Regions from separate parts of the Homo sapiens genome. Here region 2 is linked to region 1. The links are chromatin contacts, found by Hi-C or POLR2A ChIA-PET in ENCODE. All regions are on one chromosome and are shown on one strand. The core of a region is the stretch at or near the end of the contact, and the rest is flanking DNA. Distances in the headings are between cores, read along the strand shown.

Region 1 (4,641 bases), core at 514-3,013:
AGGCACGCACCACTATGCCTGGCTAACTTTTGTATTTCTTGTAGAGACAGGGTCTCACTGTGTTGACCAGGCTGGTCTCAAACTCCTGGGCTCAAGCGATCCTCCTGCCTCAGCCTCCCAAAGTGCTGGGATTACAGGTGTGAGCCACCATACCCAGCCAAATCAGAGGATTTTTTTTTTCTTTTTTCAAGACAGTGTGCTAAATACAACACTGGTCATAACCTAATAATATAATCTTTCAAACAGGCAGCCAAGGAATGAAATAATATTTTAATGAAAATGTAGGAAAGCATGGCACACTGGACTTCTGATGTTGCCCCTAGCCCTCAGATGCCACACAATTCACTTATTTAAAAATCTCAAGAGAATGGGAGTCCTGGAATTCTCAAAAAAATTATATATGATCACAGCCCCGTGACTGCAGAAACGTGAATAAAACACAAAATAATCAGCCCCTCAAACTAAGATTGGAAGGCGGAAAAAAAATACACTGGTCTCAGAGGCAGAAAGAAAAGAAAAAAGAAATCACAAGCCGGGTGTGGTGGCTCATGCCTGTAATCCCAACAATTTGGGAAGCTGAGGTGGGTAGATCACCTGAGGTCAGGAGTTTGAGACCAGCCTGGCCAACAGAGTGGTGAAACCATAGTGAAACCCATAGTCTCTACTAAAAATACAAAAAAAAATTAGCCTGCCGTGGTGACTGACGCCTGTAATCCCAGCTACTTGGGAGACTAAGGCAGGAGAATCTCTTGAACCCGGGAGACGGAGGTTGCAGTGAGCCAAGGTCACGCCACTGCTCTCCAGCCTGGGCAACAACAGTGAGCCTCCACCTCAAAAAATAAAAAATAAAAAATAAACTCACCCACTTTATATCATAGCAAAAAGAATAACTGGGTAGAGAAGAGACACACAACCATGAACATAACATTGTAAAAACACACTGGAGAAAAAAACCATGAAAGAAACAATAAAAGGAAAATAGAAAAAGAATCCAATTGAGAAGAAAACAAACGACATTTGGAAACAATCCTAGACAAAGCAGAATCAGTCTTAGATTATATTAAGAAATTCATATTGGCCAGACGTGATGGCTCACACCTGTAATCCCAGCACTATGGGAGGCCGAGGCAGGTGGATCACCCAAGGTCAGGAGTTCAAGACCAGCCTGGCCAACATGGTGAAACCCTGTCTCCACTCGGGAGGCTGAGGCAGGAGAATTGCTTGAACCCGGGAGGCAGAAGTTACAGTGAGCCGAAATCGTGCCATTGCACTCCAGCCTAGGCAACAGAGCAAGACTCCGTCTCAAAAAAAAAAAAAGAAAGAAATTCATATTAATTTTCCTTAGTACAACAACATTGTTATTATAAGGAGAAGGTTCTAAATTTTGGGAGGTTCATTTTAAATATTTAAGGGTAAAATGACACGATGTCCATAACTCACACTAGACAGATTCTAGGGTGGGAGGCAGGGTAAAAAAGAAAAAAATATGCAAATTATTAAATCACTAGCTACTTCAGGAGTAATAGAGACTGAATTTAGCCTACCACCATAAACAATTAGAAAACTAGATAAAAGATGTGACAAGAGAAACAAATGAAGTGAGATCTACTACAACTGGCCCAGCTTACTGCCTGTAAGCAGTCTCCAGGCCAAATGACAGGGAGAAGAAACCAAGAGCCTGAAGTTTCCACTTAATTGAGACAACCTCTGAGTTCAGGGAGATCAGGTATTTAGAATCTATGTGCCAGAGTGTCAGAAAGGAGGAAGCTGAACAGAGAGAGAGCTCCAGCCACCTCAAGTGGGGGTTCCCTAAGGGTTTGGCTGACTACTGATCTAAGCATGTGAGAAAATAAACTCCCGCCTCAGAAAAAATGAACCACCAGTAGAAGGAAGCAAAACAATCCTCAAAGCTCACACAGGGCTGGAAAATGTTCATATTTCTACCATCTAGAGAAGAAAGACCTTGTAATGTATGGAGCATTGCTACAGTCCTCAGAAAAATAACACCTTACTAGTGGAGTGAAATTAGCCACAGAGCCTGGGCACGGTGGTTCATACCTATAATCCCAACACTTTGGGAGGCCAAGGCGGGTGGATTGCTTGAGCCCAGGAGTTCAAGACGAGCCTGGGCAACATGACCAAACCCTGTCTCTACTAAATATAAAAACTAGCTGGGCACAGTGGCACATGCCTACAGTCCCAGCTACTCGAGAGGCTGAGGTAGGAGGATTGCTTGAAGCCCAGGAAGTCAAAGCTGCAGTAAGCTATGATCGTGCCACCACACTCCAGCCTGGGCAACAGAGCAAGACCCTGTCTCAAACAAAATAAATAAATAAATAAATCGTATTTATTATATGAATATAAAAAATAAAAGAAAATTAGGCATGGTAGTGCATGCCTGCAGTCCCAGCACTTTGGGAGGCTAAGGCAGGAGGACTGTTCAAGGCCAAGAAGTTCAAGATCAGCTGGGCAATATAGCAAGACCTTGTCTCTACCAAAAAAAAAAAAAAAAAGTAAAAATTAGCCAGGAATACTTTTTATTGCACACCTGTAATCCCAGCTATTCAGGAGGCTGAGGCAGGAGGTTCGCTTGAGCCCAGGAGTCCAAGGTTGCAGTGAGCTATGATCACAACAGCCTCAGCAACAAAGTGAGACCCTGTCTCAAAAATAAAAATTAAAATTAAAAATATAAATAAATAAACAAAAACCACATAAAGGCATGTCATAAGCTAATGACTAAAAACTAGGGAGAAAAAAAAATTCTTAAAATCATCTGTGGGTAGGGAAGCACTAAAGGAGCCAGAAAAAAAAGACACATTTTATAAACAGAGGAACAAAGATAAAACTGACAGCACACTCTATGTTAAGTCAGAAGAAAATGCAGCCACATATTTAAAGTACTACAAGAAAAAAAGAACTCTATCAACCTAAGATTCTATAGCCAGTGAAAATAACTTTCACAAATGAAGGTGAGAAGAGGAGGTGAAACGAAGCCCTTCTGGGCTTCAAAGCTTACAATGCATCACTAGTAGCCTCCATTAATAGAAATGATAAAGTTTTTCAGATAGAAGGAATAATACCAGATGGAAACCTACACTGATGCAAATAATAAAAGTGACAGAAATAATGAATATATAAGAAAATAAAAAGGATTTATTTTCTCATTTTTAATCTCTTTCAAAGTTAAGCGAATACATTTTTTAAACACACAATCTACTGTGGAATTTATGACACACAGAATTAAAATGTGTAACAATAACAGCACAACAGAAAACAGAGGAGAAACACAGTGTACATATACTCCATATGAAGTGAAGTAATATTATTTGAAAGTATACAGTGATAAGTTATAGATATTGTACACTGAACAACCTCTAAAAAATACAACAGGTATATCATCATAAAGCCAATAGCAGAGATAAAATTGAATCATTTTTAAAAGTTTATATTGAGAGGCCAAGGCGGGTGGATCACTTGAAGCGAGGAGTTCGAGACCAGCCTGGCCAACATGGTGAAACCCCATCTCTACTAAAAATACAAAAATTAATGGGGCATGGTGGCAGGTGCATGTAATCCCAGCTACTCAGGAGGCTAAGGCATGAGAATCGCTTAAACGCAGGAGGCAGAGGTTGCAGTGAGCCGAGATCGCGCCACTACACTCCAGCCTGGGCGACAGAGCGAGACCTCAGTCTCCCAAAAAAAAAAAAAAAAAAAAAAAAAGTATATTACTCCCGAAAAATGCAAGAAAAGAGGGGGACAAGAACTATGAACAGATGGAAAACAAATAGAAAGATGACAGTTTAAAACTCAGCCATATGAATAATTACATTAAAAGTAAATGATCCAGCTGAGTACATTAGTGTGCACCTGTGGTCCCAGCTACTCAGGAGAGTGAGGTGGGAGGACTGCTTGAGCCCAAGTTTGGGGCTGCAATGCACTATGATCACATTTGTGAACGGCCACTGCATTCCAACCTGGACAACAGAGAGAGATCTCCATCTCCGAAGGGGAGGGGAGAGGAGGGGAGGGGAGGGGAGGGGAGAGGGAAAAGGAGAAGACGAAGGGGAAGGGGAAGAGCAAGCAGAAGGGAAAGTAAATGATCTAACATAACAATTAAAAGGCAAAAGCTGTCATTTCGCTTTTTGATTTTTAAGAGACAGGGTCTCACTCATTGCCCAGGCTGGAGTGTGGTGACGTGATCATAGCTCATTGTACCCTCAACCTCCTAGCTTCAAGCAACCCAGTCACCTTAGCCTTCTGAGTAACTGGAAACTGGTGCACCACCATGCCATGCCTGACTAATCTTTTTTTTTTTTTTTTTTTTTTTTTTTTTCCCAAAAACAGCGTTTCGCTCGTTGCCCAGGCCGTAGCGCAACGGCGCAATCTCGGCTCACTGCAACCTCTGCCTCCCAGGTTCAAGTGATTCTCCTGCCTAAGCCTCCCCAGTAGCTGGGATTACAGGCATGCACCACCACACCCAGCTAATTTTTGTATTTTTAGCAGAGACAGGGTTTTGCCATGTTGGCCAGGTTGGTCTCAGACCCCTGACCTCAAGTGATCTAACCACCTCGGCCTCCCAAAGTGCTGGGATTACAGGTGTGAGCCACCGCGCCCAGCCTGGCTAATCTTTCTTATTTTTTG
Region 2 (4,267 bases), core at 783-3,282, 250 kb before region 1:
CCCCAGTGAAGCTCCCTGAGGGCAGGGGACATAGCTCTTTGGGGCCATAAAGGCATTAGCTCACCCTTCTCAGCCCCTTACACATTTACTGGGTACTTAGATCAGGCCAAGTGTGGTGGCTCATGCCTGTAATCCCAGCACTTTGGGAGGCCAAGGTGGGTGGATCACCTGAGGTCAGGAGTTCAAGACCAGCCTGATCAACATCGTGAAACCCCATCTCTACGAAAAATACAAAAAATTAGCCAGGCATGGTGGCACGTGCCTGTAATCCCAGCTACTCGGGAGGCTGAAGCAGGACAATCACTTGAACCTGGGAGGCAGAGGTTGCAATGAGCAAAGATTGCACCATTGCACTCCACCCTGGGCAACAGAGTGACATTTGGTCTCAAAAAAAAAAAAAAAAAAAAAAAGAAATCTTAGCAGGATTACATCTGTAACCCCGGCACTTTGGGAGGCCGAGGGAGGTGAATCACATGAGGCCAGGTGTTCAAGACCAGCCTGACCAACATGGTGAAACCCTGTCTCTACCAAAACATACAAAAGTTAGCCAAGTGTGGTAGCATGCGCCTGTAATCCCAACTACTCAGGAAGCTGAGGCATGCGAATCACTTGATCCTGGGAGATGGAGGTTGCAGTGAGCCAAGATCCTGTCACTGCACTCCAGCCTGGGCAAGAGAGTGAGACTCTTGTCTCAAAAAAAAAAAAAAAAAATCTTGCCCCTTCCCTCAAGGGGCTCACAGCCTGTGGGAGAGGGAAAATAGATATAATTATATTTAAAGAATTATAAAACAAATTGTATAAATTTAAAATTATAATTAAATCATTGTAATAATTTAGATCAGAAAAAATAAAGGCAAGTAAGTGCCAGGCATGGGGCTAAGCATTGTACTCACCCACTGTATTCCATGTTGTCTTCACAACGGCCTTATGAGGTTTGCTAGTATTGCCCCCATTTTACCAAGAAACTGAGGCTTAGAGCATTCAAGCTAGCCAAGGGCTAAGCCATGACTCAAACCCAGGTGTGTCTGACTACGGCTGTTACTAAGAGGGGAAGGGAATCATCTGAACTTGGGTTTCACTCAGAAAGGGGCATGGTTTTGTTAACTTTGAAAACACTACCACCCTACCCTCTAGCACTGGCAGAGGGGAGCTGGACGCCTGGACAGCTGGGGAGGGGGAGGACGGCAGCCAGAAGCAACAGCCTCTGCAGTCCCAGCAGCTGGGACCTCATGCCTCAACCAAGGATCAGCACTGGGTATTGGCTCAGAGTAGTGAAGGCTGCTGGGGGCCTGTGTTTCCTGCATTTCCTATGTTTATGCTGCCAGGGTGGGTTTTATGTGACCAGAGAGAAGCAGGGAAAATTGCTGAGAAGTCAGAGATCTGCCAGGGAATCAGTGATGAGCCCCAGGAAATGCTTTTTGTCTAAAAATATGCCATTTCCGAAAGGAAAACAGTCATTAGAGGGTGTGAGAAGCCCTCGTGGTGAGGAAAGCAAAACTGTAAGACTCAATGGGAGGCCAGTGGAACAACAGAGAAGCCCATTACCCACCCACTTCCTGTGCGATTAACAAGACGTTTGGAGGATGAAAGGCAAGCAGACAAAATGACAACCCACAGACACAACTCCAGGGGAAATGTCTGGGGACAGCATAGGAAGACGCAGCAGGGAGGTAGGAGGAGAAAAAACTGCTCCAGTTAATATCTTTCTGGCATCGGCTGGTTCAGCTATAGATTTGGCTAAAATTACCTGTGTACTTACTAGACGCCAGGCAGTTAGGGGGCTTTGCTTAAATCACTCTCCTGCATTCTTCACACAGCACTTGATGAAGGAGGAAAGTGAGTCTTGGAGGTTAAGTGACTTGTCCAAGGTTACACAGCTGGGAAGGGAGAAAGACATGGCTCCATCCCAGGTTCCCTGATCCCAAATCTCCCCCTCATTGCAATGTACCAAGCTGCCTCCAATAAGATCAAGAGTCTTGACGATCCCCAAGCTAGTCCACTCAGTCCAGTTTTCCTGCCAGACTATAGCTGTTTTGCATTCCTTATCTTGTGTTGAAGCAAACCAGGTAAGGAAACTCCCCACCTTTTTTATTAATGACTCATTTTCAGCCAAAACACATTGCAGCCACATCAGGTACATGTGCCCACTCAGCAAAGACGTACTGTGAGAAAGTAACATCTAAGTTACTTGGTCCAAAGCCCTTCTACATCAATCATCAAGCAACCAACCCTCCTTTGCTGAAATCTCCAGGGGACTAGGCCCTTTGGTGGGGGAAGAGGGGACGGTTTCTTCAGGGGCATCTCACCCCTGGGAAGTGCATCCTCTCTGCTGGGGGCAGTAAAAAGGCTTTACGTGGGCCACTGTGGCTCATGCCTGTAATCCCAACACTTTGGGGGCCCAAGCAGGGTGATTCACTTGAGCCCAGAAGTTTGAGACCAGCCGGGCAATATAAAGAGACCCCATCTCCACAAAAAAATACAAAATTTAGCTGGGCTTGATGGTCCCACCTGTGGTCCCACTTACTTACTTGGGAGGCTGAGGCAAGAGGATCAGAAGGTCAAGGCTGCAGTGAGCCATGATTGCACCACTGCACTCAAACCTAGGCAACAGAGCTAGACCCTGTCTCAGGAAAAAAAAAAAAAAAAAAAGAGGCTTTTCACGAATTTCACATTCCACCCTCCACCATCTTTGATGTAGGTAATTTATCAGCATTTTGTAGAGGAGGAAACAAGGTCTCCCCTACGTTGAGCCCAAATCAGTTTGACCTTGGGGAACACAGTGAGCATCCCTGCGTGGAGGTACGCAGGATCCCTGAGGGTGACAACCTTCGAGGTCGTTCCCTGGCCTCTCTGCCCAGGGTGAGCATCCTCAGAGACCTCAGCTCTCCTCTCAGCATGCAATTCTCCTCCACTCATGGCCCTCCCAGCTGCCCCTGGCTTCTCAAAGCTACTCCTGCATGGAGGCAAGTACAACTAGCCAATGAGCCTCCTGACCTGCCCCATCCCAGAGAGCAACTGCTGCTAGGTCCTCGTGGATTCTGGGCCTCTGTCCAGTGACCAAAGGAGAGGACACATCTCCAGCTACCATCCCTCCACCTATTTTCTAAGGAAACCAATGAGTTCTCAAATGCCACCTGTGGTGGCCCCTTCTCAGCCCTCACCCTGAGAGGCCTTCCCCAAGTCAGAATTTCCCACAGGGGAAGTTACTGTGGGCTTCTCTCTCCTTCCCCCACCTCATGTGGTCAGGAAGTCCAGCTGGCTTTTTCTCCTGTCTGTCTCTCAAATGTGTCCCCTGGCTCCCCTCCATTGCCACTGCCCTCTTCAGTGTCTGGCCTGTGCTCCCACAACAACAGGCTTGAAGCTGGCTGCCCTCTCCCCTCCATCTTCCACACCATAATCCAGGTGATCCTTCTAAGAGGCAAAGGTAATCATGTTTCTTCCCTGCTCAAGATCTGTCAAAAGATTCTGTGGCCTCCATAGAAAAGGCAGACAGCCCGGCCACCCAGGCCCTTCACCATCTGCCTCTTGACCATCTCCAGTGTCCTGCAGTGTCCTGAATATACCTTTTCCCTGCCTCTGCCCAACACACTCCCGTTCTTTCAACACCCAACTCAACTATTACCTTCTCTCCATCAGATCTTCCCTGAACCACCCCCCAGAAACAAAGGTGACTGTCCCCTCTGGTTCCCCACAGCCACCCCACCACTTACCCCTGTGCTCAGGCACTCCTGGAGCACTGCATTGCAACCATTGGCTCACACATCTGTCTCTACCAGCAAACCACTAAACCGTGAATAAGTGGCTTCCTGAGCCAGGCCTTGTGCAATGAATGGATTTGCAACAAAGGGAGCCACTGAGAGATTACATGAGCCAAGTCATGGCAATTAGTCCCCATGGAAGCAGCAGCTCAGGGCAGGGTCCAGACTTGGGCAGACTTAACTATGCAGGACATTCCATTAACAATAAGCACCACTCTGAGCATTTCCTATGTGCCAGGAACTACGTGAAGCTCTAGATTCTGTCATTAGAAAGGACTGAGTTAATTAATGGAAAGCAGGTAGCACAGTGCCTGACACAGTATAAGCACTGAACACACGTTAGCAAGAAAAGTGACAGATCATTTACGGGATGGTTCTTACACCAGGCAGCGTGCCAAGCACAGTCCATACATTGTCTCACTCTTCATGACAACCTTAGGAAGAGAGCAGTCCTGTTTGTCCCCATTTTACAGAAAAAGATACTGAGTCTTGGCTAGGCTAAGCGATCT

What was found. Hi-C counts contacts between places; a loop is a spot of excess contacts on that map. ChIA-PET counts read pairs that join two places held with the same protein, here RNA polymerase II (POLR2A). Pooled maps may share reads with other maps.
Region 2: a pooled map shows a loop between it and region 1 (2.7-fold over the local background). The contact joins two enhancer-like sites. A Hi-C loop is called at or near these places in 2 of 50 pooled maps. POLR2A ChIA-PET finds 5 or more read pairs at or near these places in 3 of 52 experiments (HepG2 and activated T-cell).

What each region holds. Positions count from the first base shown.
Region 1 is chr15:58,722,873-58,727,513 of GRCh38, forward strand. The region is part of intron 1 of ADAM10 (ADAM metallopeptidase domain 10); the gene reads right to left. Among named protein-coding and RNA genes, the nearest start is that of ADAM10, 25 kb to the right of the region's middle. RefSeq lists an enhancer at 1,491-1,710. Within about 2 kb of position 1,764, at least 7 of the 41 ENCODE cell types and tissues checked have a DNase peak (open chromatin) inside an H3K27ac peak, as active enhancers do.
Region 2 is chr15:58,471,884-58,476,150 of GRCh38, forward strand. All of the region lies in intron 1 of LIPC (lipase C, hepatic type), which reads left to right. The region is part of intron 2 of LIPC-AS1 (LIPC antisense RNA 1); the gene reads right to left. Among named protein-coding and RNA genes, the nearest start is that of LIPC-AS1, 25 kb to the right of the region's middle. Within about 2 kb of position 2,033, at least 10 of the 41 ENCODE cell types and tissues checked have a DNase peak (open chromatin) inside an H3K27ac peak, as active enhancers do.